Linked DNA regions of Mus musculus: region 2 is linked to region 1. Evidence: chromatin loops called from intact Hi-C (ENCODE). Cell type or tissue: left cerebral cortex. All regions are shown on one strand.

The links. A loop is a pair of places that touch in the nucleus more often than their neighbours do. Peaks named below come from ENCODE experiments on the same cell type or tissue, not always from the same donor. Only the 100,000 strongest peaks of a DNase experiment are listed, where the experiment ranks them.
Region 2: a loop joins it to region 1, with 4 times the contacts of the local background. A loop is called at or near these places in 5 of 42 quality-filtered maps.

What each region holds. Positions count from the first base shown.
Region 1 is chr16:16,925,471-16,933,470 of GRCm38, reverse strand. It overlaps Ppm1f (protein phosphatase 1F (PP2C domain containing)), which reads right to left. Exons shown (of 8, transcript NM_176833.4): 8 at 6,096-8,000. It also overlaps the pseudogene Gm46540. Among named protein-coding and RNA genes, the nearest start is that of Ppm1f, 33 kb to the right of the region's middle. In left cerebral cortex, no CTCF peak of the experiment used is centred here; DNase peaks (open chromatin) are centred at 2,970, 3,157, 4,291, 6,693 and 1 more place; H3K27ac peaks cover 5,819 bases.
Region 2 is chr16:17,026,502-17,034,501 of GRCm38, reverse strand. All of the region lies in intron 6 of Mapk1 (mitogen-activated protein kinase 1), which reads right to left. Among named protein-coding and RNA genes, the nearest start is that of Ypel1, 40 kb to the left of the region's middle. In left cerebral cortex, no CTCF peak of the experiment used is centred here; a DNase peak (open chromatin) is centred at 4,049; H3K27ac peaks cover 1,953 bases.

The DNA.
Region 1 (8,000 bases):
AAAAATAGTAATATAAGGCCTATAGTAGCTAACATCCAGAGGTAACTGATTTTGTTGTAGTGAGCACTAGTTTCCAGCTATCTGAGGCCCCTGCAGGTGTCCACAGTCCCCTCACGAGGCCGCCTGATGCCGCCTCTGCCTCAGGACTCTGTGCTTTAGGAGACTGTTAGGTTGTTAGGTAAAATGGCTTTTTTTTTCATTCTTTTCCTTTTAATCAAGGAAGGGCCTGCTGTGGACCAATAAGATAGCTTCTTATGTCCATGCTGTCTTATTCACTTGTGGTTGAGTTAATTGTAGAGAAAAGTAACAGAAATTGACTGGATAAAGAAAGGAGGTGGACATGGAACTAATGTGGGTGTCTAGCCCCAAGCCTCAGCAGCCAGCCACGGGTCTGCACGGTTCTTTTGCATCAAGAAGTTAATTTTTCGAGCCATTTCCATGTTGTGGATCCTCCAGCACGTTTCATAGCTGTTTTGCTGGTGGCAGTCACAAGGCTTCTCATAGTACTGTCGTCGCTTTATGACTGCAGTAAGGTGGTGAGGATTCTGTTCACCTTCCATGTCCCCTCCTGAACCATCACAGTCCTGGCAATGAACTTCAGATGTTTAGCTGTGGCCTTGATTTTAAATCTTCATTCTTCAGGGCCTGGGCTCTCTGAATTCGGATTCCTCAACCCTCCACAAAATGACTCTTTTGGGTGTGTGTTTGGTGTGTGTTGTGTATATATTTTGTATGGTGTTTGCATGTATGAGGGCTGCCTCAGGTGTCATTCCTCAAATCCCACCCACTGTTCTTATATTTTTCTTTAGAGAGAGGGTCTTTCGATGACCTGGAATTCACCAAGTATGCTAGGCTGGTGGGATGTGCTCTCTTGGTTGTCAAGGTGACTGAATGTACCATCAACTAAGTGCTGGACACTTTTTCCCTATCCTTCCCTCCTTTCTTTTCTTTTTTTGAGACAGAGTCTATGTAGCTCTTCCTGGCCTGGAACTTGCTGTGTAGCTGAGGCTGGCCTGAACTCACAGAGATCTATCAGCTTCTGCCTCCAAAGTGATGGGATTAAAGGTGTGTACCACCATCCTTCTTTAAGGGAGTTCTTGGTTATATTATTTAAAATGGGCCAGGCAGGGGTGGCACACACCTTTAATCCCAGCACTTGGGAGGCGGAGGCAGGCGGATTTCTGAATTTGAGGCCAGCCTGGTCTACAGAGTGAGTTCCAGGACAGCCAGGGCTACACAGAGAAACCCTGTCTCAACACCCCCCCCCCCCAAAAAAAAAGTAAGACTCATACTAAATGTGGATGGAAACTTAGAAGGGAGATAAAAGAAGGAAGCTTGCTTTTTGCCTGTCTGCCTTCATTCTTGCTGGCAAACTCATCTGTTCTGTTGCTGCAACTGCTGAACTCACTGATATCAGAACAAGCTTTTTAAGACTTCTAATGCAGACTGAAGACTGGTAGCTGTCAGCCTACCAACCCTCGGATGACAAACTACCAGATTCTTGACCATTTTTGGCGTGACATAGCCATTGTTGAACTACCTAGATTGCATGTTATACATTAGTCTAGTAAGTCTCTTTTTAATATATATCCAACCATTGCTTCTATTCTCCCAGAGAATTGTAATATAGCTGGGTAGCTGAAGGGCCCCAAGAATTCCTCCTGTCTGAGTCCCCATACACCATCAAGTCTGGCTTTTTAAAAACATAGCTTCTAGGGTCTGAACTCAATCCCTAGGCAAGGCAAACACTTTACCAAGGGAGCTATCTCCCTAGCCTCTTGTTTTGATTTTTTTGAGACAAGGTCTCCCAATATAGCCCAGGCTAAGCAGCTCTCTTTTTTGGCCTCCCAAGTGCTGGGGCCCATCTGAAGTCCTCTTTGACCTATCTTTGATTAGCTTAGAGCCCATCCAGGTCCCAGACAAGTTAATAAGGCTGAGATGTAGGACTCCAGTGTGGAGATCTGTGGTCAAATCAGATAACAGCTTGCTAATCAGGATTTCTGCCTCTTTTTCTGGCTCTGCTACATTCTAGACCCAGCCTGGGAGACCTGGTTTTCAGGTTCCCTTCCTCAGGAGGAAACTCTTGTTTGATGGACATAACGCCTCTCCCCTCCTCTCCCCAGCACACCATGGCCCCCACTCTTTCTATTAGCTTTAGCTTGTTTCCCTCCTGGTAGAGTCTAACACATACCCTGCTCTATCCTGGTAGCTCAGTCCTTTGGATGAATTGCCTCCACTACACCCATCTACCCGTCACACCTCACTTGTCCTTCTTGCCTCCCCCACTCCCATCTGGTGGCTCTGAGTGAGTGTGTCAAGCTACATGCAGTTGGAGGACAGGGGGAATGCAAACCACCATCTGGAGATTCAGATACACGAGTCGACTCATCAGGAACAGCAAGGCAGCATATACTTAAGGAGGTTCTGCCAGGGGCTCTGGAGGAGTTGTGTGGGTGTGGGGAGGGGAAGACAGATGGATGCGTGGGCAGCAGGGGCAGGGCCTGATCAGAAACCCCCAGATTTGCATGCTGGCACTATCTTCTTCTGGGCTTGTTGCCTAGTGGGCAGCTGTGTCCCCTGGGGGCAGGGAGTGCTGGGGACAGGGTAGGCATCAGCCCACTAGTCAGCGAAAAGATATTTGTAGGGGAGAGGAATGGTTTATAGGTTGTAGGGAGATGTGAGAGGGTGGGTTGTAGGAGGGTATGCATTGTGTACATGAGTGAAATTGTGAAAGGACAAATTAAAAAAAAAAAAAAACAGACTCTATTTGCCTCTTGCCTGGTTCTGCCACTCTGCAGCCCCGGAAACCCTGTCCCCACTGCCCCAGACCCAACAGCAGCAGGTTATGTTGCATCCCATAAAATATAGTCTAACAGCAATGGGATGGCCAGTCTGGGGGTGCTGGGGAAGGGCTAAGAGGAACACAGCAGACAAGGCTGGGGAACAGGAGAGGGGTCCCATAAGGCAGAGTAGACAGGGCCTGGGCTGAGCCTGTGCTTGGGAGGAAGGAGTGCAGCCGGGCTAGGATGGTAAGCCCTAGCAAGCCGAAGGCACACAGGCCTCTCCTAGTTCTCAGGATCAGTTAAGGATACTTAAAAAGCAGAAATGATGTTTATCAGAAGACTTCTTGACTTGACAGTTCACACAGTAACAGGGTTTCTTCTGGCATCTCACACATCCTTAGTTTTGGATGGCCCATCCTATCCTCACTAGCATTCTGAGGCTGTGCTTCATGCAGGCAGCTTCAATGCTCTCTGAGGCTCCCAAGGAAGCTCAGGAAGAGGCTGTTACCTGTTACTTCTCCCCCTGAACCCCTCCCCCTGTTTCATGAAGGAATCACAAACCAAATGATAGAAACTAGAGACTCTGAAAATTGCCCCTTCCTCGGGTTGAAGAATTGCCCATGTAGACTTTGCAGGCAATGTATCTTCCACTCTTGGTGAAGATTTGGTAGGTGGCTTTTTGTGGGACGCCCTGTTATCCCTTGGGAGTTGTGTGCCATGTCAGGATGATGTCTGCTACGTGGCTGGACTGAGACCCTCTCCTGCTGATTCTCAGTCATCTTGACTTGAAATGATGTATTAATCCTTAAGGGTACTGAGGCAGCTTTCAGTTGTCCTGAAGAGTGGTTTCTTGTGTACTGGGGGCTCCAGTCCACTTGACTCTGCATGTGCTTATTGCACTGAGACCTTTGGGAGCAAATTCCACTCTAACAGCTACTGGCTGTCTCCAAGGTGGGTGAGGGCACAGAAGTTGAGTCAGAAGTCACTGTGGAGGATGGAGGGCTGCAGGTCTAGAGTCCAATTCGGAGTTCAGTGGATCCAAGCTGATCTCTCTTAAAGGCCACTTGCTGTAATTGTTCTGAGGCAGGTCCCTCACCTGTTAAGGCAAGTCCTGAAGGACCAGTCTCCTTAGCCATAGGGCTCTATAGTTGCAGGCTTTTCATTACAACAGTGAGCCTTATCTAACAGGCTCCCCTCAGATGCTGTCCTTCATACCCTGATTTAGCTACCTGGACTGTGGATCCAGACACTCTGAGTCTTATTATTTCTTATGTTACCAGCTGACCTCTCACCAGTAGCAGCAGCTGCTTCCTCCTCCCACCCTACCTCTTCCACCACCTTCTCCTCTTCTTTTAAGTTTTGGGTTTTCAAGACAGCATTTCTCTGTAGATCAGGTTAGCCTCAAACTCAAGAGATCACCCTACCTCTGCCTTCCTTAGTGCTGTGATTAAAGGTGTGTGCTACCACATCCAACCTAAAGCATACTCACTACAAGTCAGTTGCTCTTGGTAAACATGTTTCTAGACTTAGCACACACCACCTTTTAACTTGGCTCAATTATAGAACTGTGTTTAAATCCTGATGCACAGCACTGTGCTGCAGCTTTGTTTCCATAGCAACCCTAAGCTCTTTATGACTCCCTTTAGAGGAAGATTTTTTTTTTTTTTTTTTTTTTGGTTTTTCGAGACAGGGTTTCTCTGTATAGCCCTGGCTGTCCTGGAACTCACTCTGTAGACCAGGCTGGCCTCGAACTCAGAAGTCCGCCTGCCTCTGCCTTCTAAGTGCTGGGATAAAAGGCGTGCGCCACCACGCCCAACTAGAGGAAGATTCCTAAGTGTTTTTTTTTTTTTTTTTTTAAGATTATTTGGTGTTGTGGCTTGAGTATGAAATGTCCCCAGAAATCTGAATACTTGGTCCTCAGCTGGTGGCACTGTTTGAGGTTATGGAACCTTCAGGAGTTACAATGGAGGGGTGGTGGTGGTGGGTCACTGGGGGTGGACTTTGATGGTTTATAGCTGGCCCTGCTTCCTGGTCTTTTCCTGCTTCCTGTGTGGATGAGATCTGCTCTTCTGAGCTGCTGGGTTGGCCTCACACTCCTGACATGCCTTCCCTGCCCAGACGGACTGTGAGCCAAAATGAACTGTCTTCTATCACTTGATTTTGTCAGGGTTTTAGTCACAACAATGTGAAAGTAACTAATTTATTTGAGTATTTCCAGATAATAAACCCAAAATGTGGATTTTTAACATTTGCCTGTTCTACTGAAATAAAATGAGACTGAAAACAAAGGCATGTTTGCTGTATTAAGAAAACAGAATTTAGGGGAACATGTGAACAAGAAAAAGGAATCACCCACAACCCTGTCTCAGAGCCAGCAGTGATGCTCAGTAAACTCACCAGGGGCCTAGGGCTGTGCTTCCCACTCTGCATCCCATCTTCTGAGAGCTTCTGCCCTTGGCCCTGCATGCAGGATGTGGCAAGTGCCAGGCAGAGGGCAGGGTGGAGGCAGAAGAAATGCCTGGTGCTTTAGTGTCCATGCAAGTGGTCCTTGAAATACTGTGAGGGTCTATGCCCACAGGTGGCCCCAGCTGACTGTTGACTGGAGGACCTTGTGCTCAGTGCCCAAATGCTTGAGGCATTTCAGGCTGTGAAGAGGCACTGTAGATGCTGCTAGGTTCCTCAGGGGCCTGACCCCTCTTTACTACCCCTCTGGACCCCATGGCTGGTAGGATGGACAGTCTCCCTAACCCTAACCCAGGACCAGCTCCTCAGCAGCTTCCAAACATACCCTGGATGCCAAGAGGACCCCAAATCCAAAATGTCTCATGAAGTCTCAGGTTTTCAATGCTTTGTCCCAAGTACCAAGTTGTTGGCACTATTTTGGGAAATTGTGGAAACCAGTATGCAGGACTTGGCTTTTGGAAGCTCATCACATCCTGTGGGTCCCTGGTCATTTCTTTTCACTCTTCCTGGGTTGGCTTTGCGGTAGATAGCCATGAAGTCTGTCACATGTTCCTGCTCAAGCACATGGGATCAACCATGGGCTAAACTCTCTAGAACACCTTTTGTTGTTGTTGTTTTGTTTTTCAAGACAGGGTTTCTCTGTGTAGCCCTGGCTGTCCTGGAACTCACTCTAGACCAGGCTGGCCTCGAACTCAGAAATCCACCTGCCTCTGCCTCTCAAGTGCTAGGATTAAAGGCGTGTGCCACCACGCCCAGCTTAGAACACCTTTTAAAATACTTTTTCTGTTGAGTATTTTGTCAGGGATACAGATGTTAACTATAGACAGACGCACAGGGAAGAGATCCAAGTGGCACTCAGGAATCTTGAATATATGGTTTATTGACACCAGTACAGGGCCCCATGGGAAGACGTCCTATGAGCTCATCACCTTGGGAGTTGTCCCTAAGACTAAAGAAACACGGTGTCTTAGAACAAGACTCCCAGGAAGACCCCTGAAATAACCCTTGGCAAGGCCCACATGGCATGTAAATGGCAAAGCTTGGTGTGTTTGGTGAAGCTGAAGAGTCCAGTGAAAGCACAAGACTCCAGAGGATGGTCCCTGGAGGCTACAGAAGCTGAATCAAACCAGAAGCCCAGCTTGCTTCACACAAATTGGCCTGGCTTCCGTAAGTATGGCCAGAGCCATCCTCCTGGCCTTGAGAATACAGTTGAGGTAGCCAGGACACCCATGCCAAAACTTAGCATCAGGAGAGGGGGGCACTGCATGCAGAAGAACCCAAAAGGGCAGGGGCAGACAGATCATGGTGAATGCAGGGCTTTTAAGACCTCTAGGTGTTGGTGCCTCCCTCACCATGAGTTCTGGAGACGCCCAAAGCTATGCTGCAGATCCCTTGCTTCAACACTCCTGAAAGCCTGCTTGTGCCCTCCCACCTCTTAACGCCTCCAGGCCTTGGTTGGGAGGCAGCTGTACCTGCAAAGGCAGGCTGACGGCTTCAGCTTTTGTATCTGTGTAAGACACTGGCGCCTGTAACTCAGCTCTGTTCCAGCCCACTTAATTTTAAGAATAGACACTAATAATACTTAACCCCTCTCTGCTGCTGGTGGAGGATGGGCTCCCGTGCTCTGGCAGCTCCTGGTAATGCTATGCATGCCCTCCATGCCTTTCCCTGAGGCCTGAGAGGTGCAGTGACTGGTTCCGCTCACACAATGTGATGGTGGCAAAGAGGGGGACTTGAGCTCACAGCCACCCTTCTCCCTGTTCCTTCCCTGAGCCTCTACTAAGCCACCCATTATCCTGGCTAGGGGATTCTTTTGGGAAGAGACTCTGAGGAGGAGGTGGCCAACAAGTCTTGTAGGCTTGGTACTGGCAACTCCAGTCCAGACAAAAAGAGTTCTCTGTACCTAGGAACTCGCTCAAGGCCAGCCCTCAACAGTAGGAGAATGTGGTCTTCCTTGGCCACTAGATCAGGATGGAGCAGTGCCTGATGTTGGTCCCAGACCATTGCCAGACAGGGGGAAGGGTGGGGGAGGCACTCAGACAAGCCTGGGAAAGGGGCTTCCCTTTACACTGAGGCCTTGATATTTGGCACATCTTTACATGCGAGTATGAATCCAGACCACCAAGGAGGCCCAAATTCCACTCTTACCAGCAATGATCAGGTTAGCAAAAATGGGAGAAAACCAAAATCAATTTATCTCCCTCTATGAAGGTCACTGCTACAGGCAGGCTGGACCAACAACCACACCCTGTGTTGAGATGGCACTGAGGATGCTGGATTCTGACACCCCCCCCCCCCCCGGAAGGCAGCAGGCCTTCAAGTTAAGCAATACCTAGCTATTAGGTGGGCAGCCATCTGAGTGATCACGTTCCTATCAGGAGACTTGATCAAGGAATCAACTACATGGCCCCAGCTCTTCCATCCCTGCTGTGGGAATGGGTAAATGGCAAGCATACAGGTGGGTGCCCAGCTGCATTTGGCTGGCTCGCTCTCCTACTGCTGGAAGTGAACTTGCCTCAGAGGAATAAGTATGAGCTCCCTTGCTTCTTTTCAAAGAGGGCTTAGGTGCAATGAACAAAGCTCTGCAAGTCTTGCTAGGGCTTTCACTCTACAGGTGAACTATGTCTCCTTCATGGGGACCTACCTCACAGCCACCCTTCTTCCTACTGATCCTTCCCTGAGCCTCTGCTAAGCCACCATTATTCTCTGGACCTGCCAGTGTCTGCAGAGAGCAGCCTTGACTCGCTTGGCCCT
Region 2 (8,000 bases), 100 kb before region 1:
CTGCAGGTCCAGGGAAACAGAGAGTGATTCAGGAAGATAACCAACATAGATCTTTGGTCTCCAGAAGTATATAAATAAATGAGGGCACCCATACAGCCATGCATACATATACTCATACACCATACCCACATACCCAAAGAAATTAAAAAGCAACTGAAGACATCTGATGACAACTTCATACAAATGCACAATAATGTGCATGCACACACACTGTCAGAACAAAGTGTTTCTCTTAGGTTCACTCCACAGTCATTCTGCACCCTCAAAAATATATTTTGACCAATCTACAGTTCATTCTCCCCCAAACTCTTTCTCCCCAATAAAACACACACACACACACACACACACACACACACACACACCACACACACACGGCTTCAAAGTTCATAGAAAACTTAATTTTTTAGGTCCTGGCTGATCTAGGTTCTGCTTTTGGACATGATAAATTATAATAACATAAAACTAACCAATATAAGATCTTTTCTTCAAATTAAATCCTAACAGAAGCCCAAGGTATAGAACAAACAAGACACCCTGTCTTGGGTAGTCACTTTCACTTTCAGAATCTCAAGCAATACTGAAAAATCCAAGTCTTAAGTCTAAAAACTTATCCCAAGTCTGGAAAAGAACTTATAACCAGTAAAGAATACCGCTTTTTAGATAATATGACACTAAAACAAGGACAAACTCCAAACATGGGTAATCTATTTAACAAAGAACCTCTTCTTACAGTGATTCTTAGTTACAGGTAGCAACATCAACCCCACCCATCTACTAATTGGTACATGCCCCACAGGACATATGCATGGTCAAGAACTCAGGCATCCTCAATCAAAGCTAGTTTCACTGAACACTTACTACACTGAGATATGCTGGGCAGTGGTGGCACATGTCTTTGACCCCAGCACTTGGGAGACAGAATCAGACAGAGTCAGACAGATCTCTGTGAGTTTACAGGGCAAATTCCAGGACAGCCAGGGCTACATAAAGGAGCCCCATCTTGAAAAACCAAAAACCAACCAACCAAAAACAACAAAAAAGAGCTGATCTGTTGTCTGTAGTGGGGTGAGACCTACCTACTTCCGGCTTCTCACCTCTAAGAGCCCTACAATTCTTTCCTAAGGATTTCCTTGAGAAATCTTTAAAGTCATTTGGGTTGGATGTAATGGCACTTGGCTACAAACCTAGCATTTAGAGATTGAGGCAGGAAGGAATATTTTGAGATTGAATTGGCCTGGTCTATATAGACAAGATTTTTCAAAACAAAAAACAAAACCAAGCCAAACCCTTACAGAGCATAATAAAATCCCTGCCTAAAGTAAAGCCTCTACCCAGTCAGGACATCAACTGTGCAGCAGAAATGCCTGGGAGACTGGAACCAATTCTTCCGACAGCACTAATTGTAAGTCTGTGGGATACTTACAGTCAGTTCAAACTTGTTGGCTTTCAGAAAGGCTCTTCAAGACAGACAGTTTGCAGCTAAAGCATTTCTAAGATACATATTCCCTCCAGTTAAAGTCTAGTAGGTCCTTAAACAACCAAGTAAAAATTTCAAAATATAATGCTTTCCCTACTTTAAAAGTAACTAAATCTCAGGTCCCTTTACCATACACATGGTTTCTCCATATTCACATCTACCAAAGGACAAAAGGAGAAAAATGGGAATCTGCTGCTAAGTGCTGATACCACAAGTACAAAGCCCAACTCCCCTCACCAGAGATCTGCAGCTACTGCTCAGTTGAATTGTGGCCATCTGTGTGTACATTTTCCCCCCAGTTTATTTCCCATAAAACACTGGATATCCTAAGGAAGCTGAGATTATATCCGACTAGGATTGTGGGTACCTTCTCAGAATCCCACATCTTCTAGTACTTTAAAAGGTTATACATACATACATAGCCAGCCAACTCCCATTCTCTTGCCCTATCTATCCTTGCCCTAGCCAGATCTGGGCATGCCAACCAGCTGCCATAGTTTTTCAGGTCCATTTTACCTGTTCAGTTAAATTCTCACCTTAGATCAATGCTGCAGCTTCAACTTGAGTTTCTGGACGGGGCCATTTAAAGAAAACAAATCTAATTCTATAAACTGTGACAGTAATAGTGCTCCTCAAACTGTCAGCTCTCATAACTCCTTCTTCACGATTCGCTCAAGTTATGCTGCTTGGAAAGCTGATACAGAAGAATCAAGTTCAAAGATACCAAGACTGCCTCAAAACCACCTCCATGGATCTATTTTAAAAGGCAGCTAATTCAGCTCACAGCTCCAGTAAGTGCCTAAGTACTTTTCTTCAAGAACACTTTAGATGTCTCATTTTATCACACAGAATATCCAAGACTTGTATTAAGTTTAGGATAACTCTTGCTATTTTGTCAAAAGTACACTTCCTTGCTCCTGGCAACATTTTCTTTTTTTCTTTTTTTTAAAAAAAGATTTATTTATTGATTATATGTAAGTACACTGTAGCTGTCTTCAGACACTCCAGAAGAGGGAGTCAGATCTCGTTACGGATGGTTGTGAGCCACCATGTGGTTGCTGGGATTTGAATTCCGGACCTTCGGAAGAGCAGTCGGGTGCTCTTACCCACTGAGCCATCTCTCCAGCCCCTGGCAACATTTTCAAGTGTGAAATTATGGTAGTGGAAGGAGCCCTAAAGATTGGTGCTGGTGCCGCATAAACCTGCGTGGTTTTATTTTTTATTTATTTTATTTTTTTATGACAGGGTTTCTCTGCATAGCCCTGGCTGTCCTCAAAGTCACAGCGATCCATCTGCACCTGAGGTGGAGACTTCAAGTGCACTGCCACCACCCAATCAGACTTGTCATCTTAGTAATGACGGTCATAATCACCAGTGCTTCAGCACCACGAAGTTGTGCCAGTCATTTCTGCCTCCAGTTTCCATGTCAAACCTTTCCTTCCCACTTGCTGTTTCAATCACACCCCTCCAGTGTGGTGTGAGTGCAGGTATACACAGCTGTGTACTAAGGTTGACACAAGTACTGGTGTATAACCTTGGGTGTCAGCCCTCTTTTTACACCTGTTTAAAAGACAGGGTCTTCTTTTTTTTTTCGAGACAGGGTTTCTCTGTATAGCCCTGGCTGTCCTGGACCTCACTTTGTAAACCAGGCTGGCCTCGAACTCAGAAATCCGCCTGTCTCTGCCTCCCAAGTGCTGGGATTAAAGGCGTGTGCCACCACTGCCCAGCAGACAGGGTCTTCTGTTCATCTCTATATACATTAGGTTAGCTGACCAACCAATTTCTGGGGATTTTTCCTGTCTCCACCTCCAAAGTTCAATCACAGGAAAGTGGGGATTATAGCTTTCCTGTGCTGTGACTGGTTTTACATGGTTGGAGAAATCTGAATTGAGGTCCTTTACTTTAATCAAGTACTTTACTGAGAGGTCACAATAGACCTCAATTATTTTTTAAAGGAAAAAAAAAAGATTAATTTTATTATATGTGTATTTGCTTCCATGTATGTTTGTTTGTGCACCAAGGGTGGGCTTCATACTTGTTGAGGTCACAAGGGACACCACAAAGATACTGGGAACTGAACCTAGGTACTCTTGCAGAGTGTTAAATGTTGAGTCATCTCTCCAGCCTTCAATCACTCTTATACAAACAGTCATCAACACTACCCTAACTGGAAAACCAACCTGTACTTTCCAGTCTGTATCTCGCTAGGCACTTTTCTGTTGTACATATGGACCATTCTCCGTATGTTTTTCTTTGTTAAGTAATTAACTGTTTTATTGAAGAAATATTTGTAGCTTACATCATGAACTTTGTAAAAAAAAAAAAAGTGTATATGAGTGTACACCTGAATGCCAGAAGAGGACATCAGATCATATTATAGAAGGCTGAAGCCACCACGTGGTTGCTGGGAACTGAACTCAAGACCTCTGAAAGAGCAAGAAGCACTCTAAGCTGCAGAGTCACCTCTCCAGCCTAGCAGTGAGTACCGTTAAACAAATGTACTTCATCACGGATTCTTTTGGAATTCATTTTCATGTATGAGGCATAATTTACACTAAATTTATTCCAAATAAAGATTTAACTACCATCTGCTGCAACCATCTCTCCTTCCCCCTCACTGATGTCATCTTGGAGAGAATTCTAACCTAAGACTGCTTTGGGAAAAAAAAAATAAGAAAAAAATAAAACCAAAAAAATAACTGCAAGTATTACTGGCTAAAAAATTCAGCATTATAAAACTTTGAACAAATATGTAAAAAATACTAAATATAACCCCCTCTATCCTGAGACAGGGTATCTCTGTGTAGCCTGGCTGCAAACCAGACTAACATCAAACTCAGAAAGCCACCTGCCTTTGATTTCTGAGTGCTGGGATCAATGACATCTGCTACCATGACTAGCTCAATTTCATCCTTAATTAAAGCTAAACAAATTAAATATTACATCCAGCCTCAATGTTGGCAGACTGAAAAGTAAGAACAAAATAAGTTGTTGGGACAAAATATCCAAGACAAAACGCCCAACTTTCCTTCAAAGACACTCAACCCATGTAATGTTATGGTCTGTTTCCCACAGCCTTAAGCAAACAACAGGTTTTGATGCCTGCTATTTTAATAAAGTGGGTTTCTTTAAAAGGGGGAAGACGTGGGGAAAGGAGAGTAATTATGGACTATCTGGGATTTATTATTTTGTAAAGATGAGTACCTTTCCTTATATTTAATAGTTCCTTTATCTATTATTATCATTATTTTTACTTTAGATCTCCACTATTTCAGCTAGAAAATTGAAATCTCGAGTTCCCTGATGTCATCCACTCAGTTTAGGTCATTTTCATACAAATTGGGGCTATTCGCTCCTTGCAAGTAGGTTCTTATTGTTGATTTTCTGTTCAGGGTTGTAGCAGCCAGGATGGTACAGAACAAATGCCCAAGACTTTTTGTTAAATAAACAAACAACTCTGTGAGATTAAATATAACACAAATCCTTGCAGTTCCTATTAATGAGAACATTGTATTTCTGTTTGCTGTTTCTTGCACCAGCTGACAGAATACTTTTTAACCCACCGAGTGTGACAGACTGTGGTTGGACCTAGTCTCTAACAAGATGTTGCACCTTCTGATGCCTTCTTCTGCAATGTTCTTGCCACCAGAAACCTAGTCAAGTCACAGTGAGCTATGGTGAGCTCTGCTCTACTGGAGACTGTGGCAGCCAGAAACCTCCCTGACTAGTGGAACCAGTCAAATGGACTTATGAACACATATTTGGTTGCTATTCCAAGTCCTAAGTTTTGAAATGGCTTGTTAAGGGGCTGGTGAGATGGCTCAGTGGGTAAGAGCACCCGACTGCTCTTCCGAAGGTCCGGAGTTCAAATCCCAGCAACCACATGGTGGCTCACAACCATCTGTAACGAGATCTGACTCCTTCTGGAGTGTCTGAAGACAGCTACAGTGTACTTACATATAATAAATAAATAAATCTTTAAAAAAAAAAAAAAGAAATGGCTTGTTAAAAACAATAAATACAACTCATGTGTGCTTTCATGTCCACTATGAGGCTAGATAAGGATGCTTATAAGGAATCCCCATAAAAGAATACTGTAATAGCTTCTGATATGGAAAGATCTTCAAAATATATGAGAGTTTTAGTCATGGGATCTTAGAATCCAGATTGTTTTATACATAAGAAAATTGAGGCCTAAGAGATATTAAGTAGTGTTTTACGGTAGTGCTTGGCTGCAGACTAAATGAACCCAGGAAACCTGGCTGTAGAAGCACACTGGCCCCATCTGCACACCTTTCTACCTTTCCCAGTGCTGCCACCTCCCTGGCTTTTTGTTGTTTGTTCCTAGACAGTTTTCCCAGGCTTTCCTAGACTTTTCACACAGCTCAAACTGGTTTTAAATTTGATCTTCCTACCTCAGCCTTCCAAGTTCTGGTATTATAGCCATGTATTTCATATAGCTCTTGGTTTAATTTCCTCTTTTTTTGAGTTAGGGTTTCTGTGTAGCCCTGGCTGTTCTGGAACTCACTCTGTAAAGCAGGCTGGTTTCAAACTCACAGGAATCTGCCTGCTTCTGTCTCCTGAGTGCTGCCTGGCTAATCTGTTTGTTTTTTTGTTTGTTTGTTTGTTTTTTAGAGACAGGGTTTCTTTGTGTAGCTCTGGCTGTCCTGGAACTCACTCTGTAGACCAGGCTGGACTCGAACTCAAGAAATCTGCCTTCTTCTGTCTCCCAAGTGCTGGGATTAAAGTCATGTAACACCACTACCCTGCTTGGCTTATATCTTAACCATCAAGTTTTCTAATGTCTAAACCCCCTAAGAGAGCACCTCTGAAAAGCAGATAAAATGCTCAGTACATGAAATACACAAGCCAATCTAAATGTAATGTGTAGTAAGTAATGGCTCATCTGGCCAAGCCTGGTGGAAGGAGAGAACCAATTCTTGCATGCTCTCTGACTTCTGAATATAAATAATAAAAAAATAAAAAAACAAATGATAGCTGGGCAGTGGTGGCGCATGCCTTTAATCCCAGCACTTGGGAGGCATAGGCAGGAGGATTTCTGAGTTCAAGGCCAGCCTGGTCTACAGAGTGAGCTCCAGGACAGCCAGGGCTACAGAGGAACCCTAACTTGAAAAACCAACCAACCAACCAACCCACAAAGTTTTTTTTAAAAGTTAATGAATCGTGTGGGTCAAGTTCCAATTTTTAAAATAGAACAATTAAATAACCACGATTCTACATACCTAACTTTGTTATAGCCACAAGATGCTAAAAGCTATTTTAGAAAACTGGACCTGGTGGTTTAGGAATATGATCCCAGAAAGTGGGAACTGAGGCCAACCTTGCTATACAGTAAGACCTTGTTATAAACAATCCCCACCCCCAATTTTGAGATTCTTGTAATTAGGAATATTTCTTTTATATTTCCAAACATTATCTGTGATAACATATTGTACTGTATCAGAGACAGAAGGAGTTTCTAAATCTTAACTCAGGTCCATGCATTTCCTGGCTATCTAAGTTAAACGTTTCTGGGCTGGGAAGATAGAACAGTAGGTAGAGTGATTGCCTGGACATAGTAAGGACCTGATTTCAATCCTCAGAGTGCACTAAAAGTCAGGAGGATAAACAGAACCCTGGGGCTTGCTGGCCAGGTAGAGACACTGTTAAAAAAAAAAAAAGGTGGATGGTGACACCTGAGGGTTTCTCTTGTCTTATAAGATTAGCAGAGTACAAACTCTCTCTCAGCTAGACACTAAAGAGGAGGGAGAGAATGAACGAACACAATAACATGTAGAAACTGAGCTCCCAGCAGATGACTACTATAAAACCATCAATGGCAAGTCAGATGAATGCACCGAAAGGAAAAGAGTGGAACCACTGACAATGATGTTGGGCTAGAGAGATGGCTCAGTGGTTAAGAGCACCGACTGCTCTTTCAGAGTCCTGAGTTCAATCCCAACAACTACACGGTGGCTCGCAGCCATCTATAATGGGATCTGGTGCCCTCTTCTTGTGTGTCTGAAGATAGCGACAGCGTACTTACATACACGCAATAGAAGCTAATTTCAAATTCTAAAAATATGCCTGCAATATAAAAACTTTTATAAAAATTAAAATACTACATTTTTTAAAGTAAAAAAAAAATCTTAGGTAAAAATGTGCATGTACATTTTTATCCATAAAGACACAAGGATGAGCTGTTATGGCAATGAGCTGCCTTCTCCTTGGCCCATTCAGATCCTCTCAACACTGTCTACTTGAGTCAACTGTGTGTCTATGTATGAGAGAGGAGAGAGGGAAGGACGGTGGAAGGAAGGGAGGGAGAGACAAACAATCTATCAGGTTCTTTTCAAGAGTGGTCTACAACCTCACCCAATGAACCAGCTTTCCAGTCTAACACATTTTAAATAAAATACCCAATAGTTACGAGTTAACTTGTTCAGTTTTCAAGCTGGAGCCTGATAATTTAGCCAATACAATAAGTAAATCTAAAGCTAAGTTTAAGAAAAAACATCAATGA